Linked DNA regions of Homo sapiens: region 1 is linked to region 2. The links are chromatin contacts, found by Hi-C or POLR2A ChIA-PET in ENCODE. All regions are on one chromosome and are shown on one strand. Each heading gives the region's core, a stretch centred on a gene start or an enhancer-like site at or near the end of the contact. The rest is flanking DNA. Distances are from core to core; before and after follow the strand shown.

The links. Hi-C counts contacts between places; a loop is a spot of excess contacts on that map. ChIA-PET counts read pairs that join two places held with the same protein, here RNA polymerase II (POLR2A). Pooled maps may share reads with other maps.
Region 1: a loop to region 2 is called in a map of gastrocnemius medialis, with 10 times the contacts of the local background. The contact joins the enhancer-like site here to the promoter of PLAAT3 in region 2. A Hi-C loop is called at or near these places in 8 of 168 maps with a recorded cell type or tissue (CD14-positive monocyte, Caco-2, dorsolateral prefrontal cortex and 3 more) and 9 of 50 pooled maps. POLR2A ChIA-PET finds 5 or more read pairs at or near these places in 3 of 52 experiments (activated CD4-positive, alpha-beta T cell, activated CD4-positive, alpha-beta memory T cell and naive thymus-derived CD8-positive, alpha-beta T cell).

What each region holds. Positions count from the first base shown.
Region 1 is chr11:63,508,840-63,516,215 of GRCh38, forward strand. It overlaps LGALS12 (galectin 12), which reads left to right. Exons shown (of 9, transcript NM_033101.4): 3 at 1-152; 4 at 939-1,058; 5 at 1,624-1,662; 6 at 2,240-2,266; 7 at 2,913-3,001; 8 at 6,724-6,874. Among named protein-coding and RNA genes, the nearest start is that of LGALS12, 6.4 kb to the left of the region's middle. RefSeq lists an enhancer at 1,394-2,025. Within about 2 kb of position 2,557, at least 2 of the 41 ENCODE cell types and tissues checked have a DNase peak (open chromatin) inside an H3K27ac peak, as active enhancers do; they include dorsolateral prefrontal cortex and gastrocnemius medialis, where a contact is called at or near this core.
Region 2 is chr11:63,612,494-63,617,148 of GRCh38, forward strand. PLAAT3 (phospholipase A and acyltransferase 3) reads right to left here and starts at 1,940. Exons shown (of 5, transcript NM_001128203.2): 1 at 1,892-1,940; 2 at 1,507-1,575. The coding sequence starts at 1,521. It overlaps LNCROPM (lncRNA regulator of PLAAT3 mediated phospholipid metabolism), which reads left to right and starts at 3,815. Exons shown (of 4, transcript NR_199012.1): 1 at 3,815-3,919. RefSeq lists silencers at 1,993-2,072, 2,093-2,152.

The DNA.
Region 1 (7,376 bases), core at 1,307-3,806, 100 kb before region 2:
TCAACCCTCGCTTCCATACCACCAAGCCCCATGTCATCTGCAACACCCTGCATGGTGGACGCTGGCAAAGGGAGGCCCGGTGGCCCCACCTGGCCCTGCGAAGAGGCTCCAGCTTCCTCATCCTCTTTCTCTTCGGGAATGAGGAAGTGAAGGTGAAGGAAGGGACGGGCATTGGGTGGTCTAGAATTTGTGTCCTTGCGCCCTTCCTTCCCTCAGCCAGACTCCCCACGACACAATGTTGAGTGGCATTGGTAGTGGTCAGGTACCAAGAGGACCAAGGAGCTGCCATGCCCGGTTCCAGGCTGCCCTGGGCCCACATGGCAGCAAGAAAGCTCTACAGTGCCTGGCTCCAAAGAGGGCACTCCTGCCATAGTCATGGCAAGCACTTAGAGAGAACCTACTGTATACCAGGAACTGTTCTAAGCCCTTAAAAGTATCTGCTCATTGAATGCTCACAATAACCCCATTAGGTAGGTACCTTCATTATCCCCATCTTACAGCCACAGTGGCAGGGGAGAGGGACAGAGAACTTGATCTCAAGGTTTAGACCCCTAATGTGAGCTCCTGCCAGAAACATGATGGGATCTTCAGACATCTCCAGGAGACAGGGCAGCTGGCGGGAGGGTAGCCTCTTGAGCCTCAGTTTCCTCACGTAAATGGAGCAAAGATGACTCTTTGGGCTGCTGAGAAAGCACAATGAGGGGCCTCTGTTGGGGTAGAGGGAGCGTTGAAGGTGCCTTAGTCTCCAGGCCAGCTCTGCAACCTTTGGAAGATTACTTAAGCCGCCCAAGGCTCTGTAAAATGTACCTACCTCATAGAGATGACGTGAAGTTAAGTGAGGCAAAATTGAGGAAAAAGTGCTTGGCAATGCCTGGGACATTGTTATGAACTCAATGAACATTAGCTGCTGATAAGCCAGCCTCTGTCTGTCTCTCCAGGTGAGTGTGAATGGACAGCACTTTCTCCACTTCCGCTACCGGCTCCCACTGTCTCATGTGGACACGCTGGGTATATTTGGTGACATCCTGGTAGAGGCTGTTGGATTCCTGAACATCAATGTAAGTTTCCTTGGGACCAAGGCCTGGGCAGTGGCAGCCTCTAATTTCCCCTGACTCCTGGACGGGCCTGGGACCCCTTCCTCCACCCTAGACTGAGAGAGAGGACGCCCTGTGCACCAGTAATAGCCAAGGGGGAGGGAGTCCACTGAGGTTTCGGGTGTGAGTGGGCTGAGGGGGAAGAGAAAGTGATGGCAGAAAGGGTGTCCAGGAGCCGCAGGCAGGAGTCTGTAACCAGTGTGGGTCTGGTTAACACTGAGAAGCAATGGCCAGGAATGATTTGGCACACTGGGGGCCGAAACGGGTGGCAGCTGGCTTTATCATTCCCACCTGATGGGCTTATTAAAGCCCAGATTTCTGGGGCTTGCCACCAGAGATTCTGATTCAGTAAGTCCAAGGTGGGGCCTAGGAATTGGGATGTTCAAAATGCCAGCAAGAAGCTACCACTGACCAGCCGAATGGGAACATGAGGAGCTGTAAAGGCCAGGGCTCTGCCCACCTCCCAGGCATAGGTAGGGGATTGCAGTGGTCCTAAATGCTGCTGATTCTTTTCTCTCTTTCTGAACAGCCATTTGTGGAGGGCAGCAGAGAGTACCCAGCTGGACATGTGAGTTTCTTGGCAGCAAGGTCTGAGCAGCCACACCAGCTGACCCGCCCTTCTGGACTGCTGCTCCCATTACACAAGGCCCAGCTGCCCCTTCCCTCACTGCTGCGGTTGCCACGGACATGGCTGGCTCTGCTTCAGTCTCTGGAGGGCCTGGATTTTCCTCTCCCAGCCCCTCTCCAGGCCCAGCTTGGGAAGATGAATGGGGGTGGGCTGCATGCAGAGGGGGCAAGACCCCGTATTCCTAGCAGGAGAGGCCTTAGTTGAAATGCTCATTTCTCAAACCACCTCTGCAAGGTGGCTGGGGTTGGTCTTGCGGGACAGAAGGGGAGATGAGGCCCATGTACTGCCCAAGGCCACACAGGGAGTGGATGACAAATCCTCCACCCCGTTCTTCCCTATTATTCCAGCGCTGGTGAACCTCTGAAGTCCAGAGGATCCCACTGGGGCTCCAATGACTCACCTACTGCTGTGAGAGAGACAAGCCCCAAATATTCCCAATTTGTTAGAATAACAAGAGTTTCCCTTTTCCTGAGCAAATACCACATGGCCTTGTGTCCTCTCTTTCTTTCCCTGACAGCCTTTCCTGCTGATGAGCCCCAGGCTGGTGAGTGAACCTCCCTCCTGCTCTGTCAGGGCTGGGGGCGCAGCCTGGGTGAGCAGCTAATGAGCTCAGCCTGGTAGGACATGCCCCCAGCCTCAGGATTTCCCCTTCCTTTATAGAAAACTGCAGGCTGTGGGTGGGCCAGGCAGCTTATGCCCCCAGCCGCATGATTTCCCCTTCCTTTATAGCAAGCTGCAGGCTGTGGGTGGGCTGGGCAGCTTCAGGCTGAAGCTCCAGCTTCATTTTACCTTTTCTCCACTTATTGTGAACATCATTACTTGATACTTCTCTGTGCCAGGCCCGGTGCCAGGCTCTAGGATAGAGGAACAAGCTGGTCCCAGCCGTCCAGTTGCTCACAGGCTGGTGGGGGACAGACCACTAGATGGCAATTACAGTTAAGGATGCAGTGAAGGGAGAAGGACATGGTGGTCGGGACACAGAGAGGCCAAGCTCAGCCTGGACAGGCCGGGGAAAGTGTTCGGCAATAACAGAGTACAGGAGGCCAGGTGCTTAACAAATAAGCAGCGTGTCCTGGCGGCAGGCCTGGGCAGAACATGCCTGCCCCAGTGCTCCCCTGGCCCCCGGGGATGGGCGGTCCTCCCCAGTCCCCCTGGAAGTCAACTTCTCAATACCTCCCTTGTTCCTTCAGGAGGTGCCCTGCTCACATGCTCTTCCCCAGGGTCTCTCGCCTGGGCAGGTCATCATAGTACGGGGACTGGTCTTGCAAGAGCCGAAGCAGTAAGTATCCAGCATCTAAGTGGAGGGGAGGGAGCAGCCTCTCTGTGACAGTCACATGCTATAAAACATCATCTCTTTTAATCTCCTAGCACCACCATTTAATCCCCATTTTACAGATGAGGAAACAGAGGAGCAGAAAGGAGAAGTGGCCCAATTTGGCAGAGCTTATGAAGGTCAGGCTGGGACTGGGACCGACAGCCCCACTGCTGGGAGCATCATTCCTGCTGGTACATCTAGTCAGGCCTAGCCTCTTGTCCCAGGTCCTAGGAAAGGGGCCCCAGGAAAGGCCCTTCGTAGGTGCAGGCTGAGGCCCAGAGCAAACATGTAGCTTCCTATGGTAACACAATGTGTGGTTCAAAAGATACAGCCAGACTGCCCCAGAGAAGAGGGCTGGTATTTGGAAGCCAGGACTTGGAGGGACCCAGTGACTAAGTGGACATTACCAAACTTCTCCTACATGGTGCTTTCAAACCCAGACCTGTGGCTCCAATCCAGTTAGACAGGAGCCACTGGCCGGCCTGCCTTGAGGAAACGCATTAGAGTTTATGACTTCTCTGGGCCAGAATGCCTGGGTTGGCATGTGCTCAGGACACCTACTTGTGCAACCTTAGGACAGATACTTTTCCTCTCTGTGCCTCTGTTTTCCTCTCTGTAAGAAGGGGATGATAGGCCGGGCGCGGTGGCTCACACCTATAATCCCAGCACTTTGGGAGGCCGAGGCGGGTGGATCACGAGGTCAGGAGTTGGAGACCAGCCTGACCAACATGGTGAAATCCTGACTCTACTGAAAATAGAAAAATTAGCCGGGCATGGTGGCGCATGCCTGTAATCCCAGCTACTCAGGAGGCTGAGGCAGGAGAATCGCTTATACCCGGGAGGCAGAGGTTGCAGTGATCCGAGATCGCGCCACTGCACTCCAGCCTGGGCAATAGAGCAAGACTCCATCTCAAAAAAAAAAAAAAAAGATAGAGGGGGTTGATAATAATGCCGACTTTAGGGGTGGTACTTAGAATAGTGCCTGGTACATGGTAAGTGTCCACAAATGTGGGTACTACTGCAATCATCTCAGTGGAGGTAGGGGAGGGCAGAGTAAGGAAAGCACCCTATGTTCTCCTTGCTTAATTTTGTTTTTATTTTTAAGTCACTGACCTCACTAAACCCTTGCCCTGCACACTGCCGATCATGCCTGTGAATTCTGGGACAGGCATGAAGCCCAGCACTCGATGGCCTCGGCCTCCAAAGACAGGCATGACTGAGTTGGATTCCTGGTTTTGTCTCTTATAAACAGTGCGGTCGTGGGCCAGTCACTAAACCTCTCTGAGTCTGAGTTTCCCTACCGGAAAAAGGTGAATGATAATTCCAACCTGCTAGGGAAAATGAAAAGTGCTCAGTGATGGAACACTTCTTCCCACAAAACTTGGAGGCATGAGACCGGGTTCATATTGTAGCTCAAAGTCACAAGGTTACTAGTGACATAGTCAGCAAGTAACTGCTGTTTCCCAAGGGCCATGAATGCATGTGTCCTCAGAGGCCAGACAGGTCTCATAAATAGTGAGGAAACCAGTTGGGAAGGTGGTAAAGGGGAAGGAGTATCTCCATACACCCAGTCATGCCAGATCTTCTGACTATTTTTAAAGCAAAAATAGAAGCCATCTTTTATATAAACTCTCTCAATTTTTGAATATTATATTAAAGTTGAAGAATACTATGGACCAGACAAAACATTCCTATACACCAGTTCAGCCGAGATCCACCAACATGAAGATTTAGCACAGCACCTGGTATTTAGCGAGGCTGCAACCAATGCAGCTGCTGCTATTTTGTGAAAGCAACTGATGGCTTGAATGGGGCAGAGAGAGTAAGAGATGGAGGGCACAGGATTCATCTGCAGTGAAAATCTATCCCTCCTTCTTCACCTCATCCCTTCCCTCCTCGTTATTGAGTGGGAGTGTATGACTGCAGCCTCAAAGAGCTTCAACAGAGCTTCACTGGGCATCTGGTGATTTGTGATTATTCAGTGATCTAGTGGGCATCTAGTGATTCATGATTATCCAGTGATCTGGCGGGCTGAGCTGCATGAAGGTGAGGTAGGGAGACACTGAGGCCTCCTCACCAGGAGTTCGCAGGCCAGAGGAAGACACAGTGTTGTCTGGCAGGACGGGGTAGGGGGAGCCATAGTGGGGCTGGAGGCTCCACGCAGTCCACTCTCCAGGGTTCCTGCCTTCCAAGCTTCTTCCCAACATTGGGCCCTGGCCACCTCCTTCCCAAAGTTGGAAACTTACGGGGCCTCCTCCTGTAAGGATCTACCAATAGCCCTTGAAAGGCCTGTCCAGGGCGGCCTTTTCCCCTACCTTACCTGCCTCTGCATCCCATCAGGATGCCGCGCCTTCTCCAGCATAGCTCTTCAAGAAGGAAACTTGGGAAGTTCCCAAGACATAAAAATAATCTGGGCCGGGCGCGGTGGCTCAAGCCTGTAATCCCAGCACTTTGGGAGGCCAAGGTGGGCAGATCACAAGGTCAAGAGATCGAGACCACCCTGGCCAACATAGTGAAACCCCATCTCTACTAAAAATACAAAAATTAGCTGGGCGGTGCGGGCATGCGCCTGTAGTCCCAGCTACTCCGGAGGCTGAGGCAGGAGAACTGCTTGAACCTGGGAGGAAGAGGTTGCAGTGAGCCGAGATCGTGCCACTGCACTCCAGCTTGGTGACAGAGCAAGACTCTGTCTCAAAAAAATAAAATAAAATAAAGAAAAATAATATAATCCGGTTGCCCTATTTGAGAGGCAGGTGCCAGATCCCCCCACCCCCAAATCTAGAGTCATGAATCCTAGTTCACATCCTAACCTAAGGCCCTACCACTATTACTAGTAACAGAGAAGTCATTTAACTTCTTGTCCTCATCACTTAAATGGGCTGACAAACCTCACAGCACAGAATTTGTGAGGATTAAGGAAAGGCAAACTAGCTTCTGTAAAACACCTACTGTGTGCTAGGAATTGCTAGTTTTCACATACATTATCTCCTTTGTTCCTTTTTTTTTTTGGCTCTATGAGGTAGAGATTGTATTATATAGCAATATTTTTAAACAATAGGTATCATCTGAATGCTTATTACGTTCCAGGTGCTATTCTAAATAAGCATTTTTTTATGTATTCATTTAATTCTTACAACAATGCCACAGGCAGGTACAGGGCAGTTATGTTATCGTCACATTACAGATGAGGAAACTGAGGCACAGAGAGATTAAGAGTCTTGCCCAAGGTCACAGGACTAGAAAGTAGCAGAGCCAGGGTTGAATCGGGACTGCCTGACTCTAACCACTATGCTGTTTGGAAAACATTTAAGATAATACCTGGCACTTAGTTAGCATTCAATAAATGTTAGCTGTAGCTATCATCATCATAATCATCCCCATTTTCAGGAGGAGAAACTGAAGCTCAGGCTAGGCAATTTTCACACACTTCCCTCCCACCCCCATCCTCCTGTAGTCATAGATGGCAACCCTGGAGGTCAATCTCAAGTTCATCTAGAACTCGTGTTCTTTCCACTGTTCTGAGCATTCAGCCATGAGGCTGTCATAGGCCCTCAGTGCTTGTTTCTGGAGGCTGAAGCAGCTCAACCTTCCATCCACTCCCTGACCTCCATCCTTCCCCTGGGGGCTGAGCAGCGGCCTATGGGCAATGGGCGCTGATTCCTTCTCCTTCCTCCTGCTTCCTGCAGTTTTACTGTGAGCCTGAGGGACCAGGCTGCCCATGCTCCTGTGACACTCAGGGCCTCCTTCGCAGACAGAACTCTGGCCTGGATCTCCCGCTGGGGGCAGAAGAAACTGATCTCAGCCCCCTTCCTCTTTTACCCCCAGAGATTCTTTGAGGTAGGTCAGAGCCAAATGATTACATCCCTTCAGGCTGGAGCACAGAGCTGAAGTCCCATAATGACCTGGGAGATGCTGGGGCAGGTGTGCAGGACAGATGTTATGGGGTGGGAGGCCAGAGCCAGCAGAGCACAGCGAATGTCTGTACAGCAGTCCTCAACGCTCCACTCTGATGCCAGGGATCCCATGGCCAGAAACTCAATTGATGCAGGTGGGGGGGGGCCCAGGCATCAGCTTTATTAAAAAGCTCCCCTAATGATTCCGACGTGCAGAACCACTCCTCTACAGGAAGCAGCCCCAGTTACAGGTGGTGAAACTGAGGCCCAAGGCTGGGAAGATCCTTGTCAAAGACCACAGTGGGCTGGTGACAAGCCGGGCCCCTTATCCTGTTCTTTTCCAGCACTGTACTGGGTGCCCCCTGGGTCCAGTCTTCGTGTCCTATGAGAGGAGGAGGGTCTCACTGGAGAGAGCGTCAGGCAGACAAGGGAAAGTCTGGCTGGAA
Region 2 (4,655 bases), core at 690-3,189:
CAGCTTTTGAAATTAAAATTAATAAAAAGTGTTCTTCAATCAACTGGGAGCAAAGATGGACTAGTAGATATAGCTCCCCTGAATACTGACCATGAATATGCAAAGATTGATTTTGACAATGTCATGGACAACTTTTCAGAAGTTTCAAAAACAGAAGTTGTAGTGTTACTATTATTCATCTCTGATACCATCCTACATCTAAGTTTTTCCTTTTTTCAAAAATACATTAATGTGATTAAAACCTACTAATCCATTTTTTTTCCTGCTTTTGCACTCACATTTACTTTTTCATTTTTAATTTTTTTACTCTCATGATTACATATATAAGGTTTTTACTGTCATGATTACATATACGAGGTTCAATAAAAGAAAATGCTCACTGTGTTTCTTTCTGGACATTATTACTATTCATTGCATGATTATTGCTAAAAATAATGTTATCAGATAGAGAATGATATTAAAAAGTGACCACTCCAGGTGTCAAACAAACATGCCAGATACACCCTGACACCAGGCAAAACTCTTTATATGGACTGAGATAATAACAACAGTGAATTATGGTTGAGCACTCAAAATGTGTGCTAGGCATTGTTCTGGGCACTTTCTGAGTATTAAGTGATATAATCTTCACTCTGCGGCAGGGCTCGGTGGCTCACGCCTGTAATCCCAGCACTTTGCGAGACCGAGGCGGGCGGAGCACGAGGTCAGGAAGTCGAGACCATCCTGGCTAACACGGTGAAACCCCGTCTCCACTAAAAATACAAAAAATTAGCCAGGCGTAGTGGCGGGCGCCTGTACTCCCAGCTACTCGGTAGGCTGAGGCAGGAGAATCGCTTGAACCCGAGAGGCGGAGGTCGCAGTGAGCCGAGATCATGCCACTGCACTCCAGCCTGGGTGACAGAGCGAGACTCCGTCTCAAAAAATAAAAATAAAAATAAAAATAAATAAATAAAACAAAACCTTCACTCTGGGAAACAGTGGATTTGAACTTGATGAGAGTCTCACAACCAGATGCTCAACACTAGGAGGGTCCACCTCCAAATCCCATCCTCTGAATCCCTCTGCTGCGGTCCGGCCAGGCGGAAGGGGGGCAGTCGCCAAGCACAGTTAACGCTGGGACTCCGCTGGCAGGGCTGGTCATGGGATGAGTCAGCTGACATAGCCCCCAAGGCCTGTCCCGCTGTCCGGGTGTGGCTCCGGAGGGCAGCGCCAGATTTCTGCGGACAGACCTGCCCTGGCCACCTCCCTCCTGAGGGTCCCGCCTTCCGCTGGGCGCGTTTCAGGCAGGGCGCCCCCACACCGGCCCCCGGAAGGACGCGCCGAGACAACTCCCAACAGGTGCGCGCCGACCCGCAGCTGACACCGATGCCTCGCAGCTGACAGAGGTGCGGGCCCCACATCCTCGAGGCTCCTCTCTCGGAAGCAGTAATTCAGGCTCCGAGACAACGAGTCCCCACTAACAGGGGGCTCCCAGCCCCGCCCAGCCCCGCCTCGCCCCGCACTTACAATGGGCGCACGCATCTTCCCTCGCGGTGTGGACCCTCAAGGCCAGGCTCGATTTCGCTGCGTAGATGTCTGAGGCAGGGGGAGCAGGGATTTATTGTCATTAACAGGAAACTGCGTCTCCAGACCCCACGGGACTGCGGCTTCTGTTGGGCAGGGCGTGAGAGGCGCGCCTCGGACCCCAGGAACAACCACCTCGCTCCCTTTAACAACTTTCTCGCCGGGGCCCGGCGGGCGCCCAGGAGGCTGCAGGTGCCAGCGGGCGGCTCGGCAGGCTAGTCTACACCCGCCCTACCCAATTAGATCTCTTCCTCGCGGAAGGGGAGAAGCATCCCAGGCACCTCGCCCGGCCTTATCGCACCCTTCCAGGAAGACCCGATCCACCCACCTCGCGGTCTCGGAGGCAGCGCTGCAGCCCCAGCAATTGGACCGGGTCTAATGGCCGCGGTGGCCGGGCCGGCGTGAGGTCACCCGGCCCCTCCCCGCGCCGCCGGCTAATGAGAGCCTCGCAGAGCGCCCGGCCCCGGTCCCGAGCCCGGCGACTGCAGGACGCCCGCGCCCCCGGCACCGCCTCTTCCCGCCTCACCCATGCCCTGCGCGCCCAGCATCCAGGAGTCGCACACACTCGACCTCTGCACACACATCACACTGCAGGGCCATGATGGGTTTACTTTCGCCTTCACTCAAGAATGGGCTTATAGTTTAAAAACTGAAGGAGTTAAAAATATACCACCAAGGGCCGGGCGCGGTGGCTCACGCCTGTAATCTCAGCACTTTGGGAGGCCGAGGCGGGCAGATCACGAGGTCAAGAGATCGAGACCATGCTGGCTAACACGATGAAACCCCGTCTCTACTAAAAATGCAAAAAATTAGCCGGGCGTGGAGGCATGCGCCTGTAGTCCCAGCTACTCGGGAGGCTGAGGCAGGAGAATCACTTGAGCCCGGGAGGTGGGGGTTGCAGTGAGCCAAGATCGCGCCACTGCACTCTAGCCTGTGCAACAAAGCGAAACTCAGTCTCAAAATATATATATGTGTGTATATATATGTATATATATGTGTATATATATGTGTGTATATATGTGTGTATATATGTGTATATATGTGTATATATGTGTGTATATATGTGTGTATATATGTATATGTGTATATGTGTGTATATATGTGTATATATGTGTGTATATGTGTGTATATATATGTGTGTATATATGTGTGTATATATATGTGTATATATGTGTATATATGTGTATATATGTGTGTGTATATATATGTGTGTATATATGTGTATATATGTGTATATATATGTGTGTATATATGTGTGTATATATGTGTGTATATATGTGTGTATATATGTGTGTATATATATGTGTGCATATATATGTGTGTATATATATGTGTATATATGTGTGTATATGTGTGTGTGTGTGTGTGTGTGTGTATATACACACCACCATGGCATATTGGCTGTTTTGAATTAAAGGCATTTAAAACTCAGCAGGTGCAAGAAGACCCCTTTTCTGTGTCTTAAAAGCAGATGAAATTTCCATGTTGAAGGACACCTTCCTTATACTAGAAGAAAAAGCAACATCCTTATCCTCAAAGAGGAGATGTTGAGACGGAAAGAATTCTGTACAGACCTTGTTGAAATAACTTTTTTCATTTTTTACTTTTTGGGGTTTTTTGTTTTTTTTTTTTTGAGACAGTCTCACTCTGTCACCCAGGCTGGAGTGCAGTGGCTCTATCTCAGCTCACTGCAACCTCTGCCTTCCGGGCAAGCGATTCTCCTGCCTCAGCCTCCGGAGTAGTTGGGATTACAGACGTGCACCACCGCGCCCAGCTAATTTTTGTATTTTTAGTAGAGACAGGGTTTCAGCATGTTGACCATGCTGGTCACGAACTCCTGGCCCCAAATGACCCACCTGCCTCAGCCTCCGAAAGGGCTGGGATTACAGGCGTGAGCCACCACTCGGCCCATTTTTTACTTTTTAATTGACAAAAATTGCCACGTATTTGTCATGTACAACATGTTGTTTTGAAATATGTATACATTGTGGAATAACTAAATCGAGCTAATTAACATATGCATTACCTCACATACTTCTTTTGTGGTGAGAACACAAAACCTCTCCGTAATTTTCAAGAACATAGTACATTGTTATTTACTATAATCACCATGTTGTGCAATAGATCTGGTGAACTTATTCCTCTATTCCTCCTAACAGAAATTTTGTACCCTTTGACCAACATCTCCCTGACACCCCCCTGTTCCCCCCAACCGCCGTAACTGCCATTCTACTCCCTACTCGTGGGTTCCATTTTTTTAGATTCCATATATAAGTGAGATCACAAAGTATGTGTCTTTCTGTGCCTGGCTTATTTCACTGAACGTAATGTTCTCCAGGAAAATAACTGTTATCTGGTAAGCCTCCCCACATAATTTAGTTGCATCTTTTTAATTTTTATTTTTATTTAAATAGAGACAAGGTCTCAAACTCCTGGACTCAAGTGATCCTCCCTCCTTGGCCTCCCAAAGTGCTGAGATTACAGGCGTGAGCTACCGGGCCCCGCTCTTAGTTGCTTCATTACAACTTACTATTCTTTGTCCAATTCGGTGTAGAAGTAACTGACACCAACTACTTCTTTGGGTCTTCATTTCCTTATGAGGGCTCCTGTGTTGCAGGACGCAGAGGAGTAGAGAGACCAGTATAGGCCGGGCGCGGTGGCTCACGCCCGTAATCCCAGGACTTTGGGAGGCCGAGGCGGGTGGATCACGAGGTCAGGAGATCGAGACCATCCTGGCTAACACAGTGAAACCCCGTCTCTACTAAAAATACAAAAAATTAGCCGGGCGAGGTGGCGGGTGCCTGTAGTCCCAGCTACTCGGGAGGCTGAGGCAAGAGAATGGCGTGAACCCCGGGGGGCGGAGCCTGCAGTGAGCCGAGATCGCGCCACTGCACTTCAGCCTGGGCGACAGCGAGACTCTGTCTAAAAAAAAAAAAAAAGGAGAGACCAGTATAGGTGAATACAGGAGGATATTTATTTTAAGGTGCACACCAGCTCAGTGGGTTCACATCCAAAAAACTGAGCCTTGAACAAAGACCAAGCAGGATTTTTATAAGCAAATTTACAGAAGCAGCAAAGCAAAGGCAGTTAAT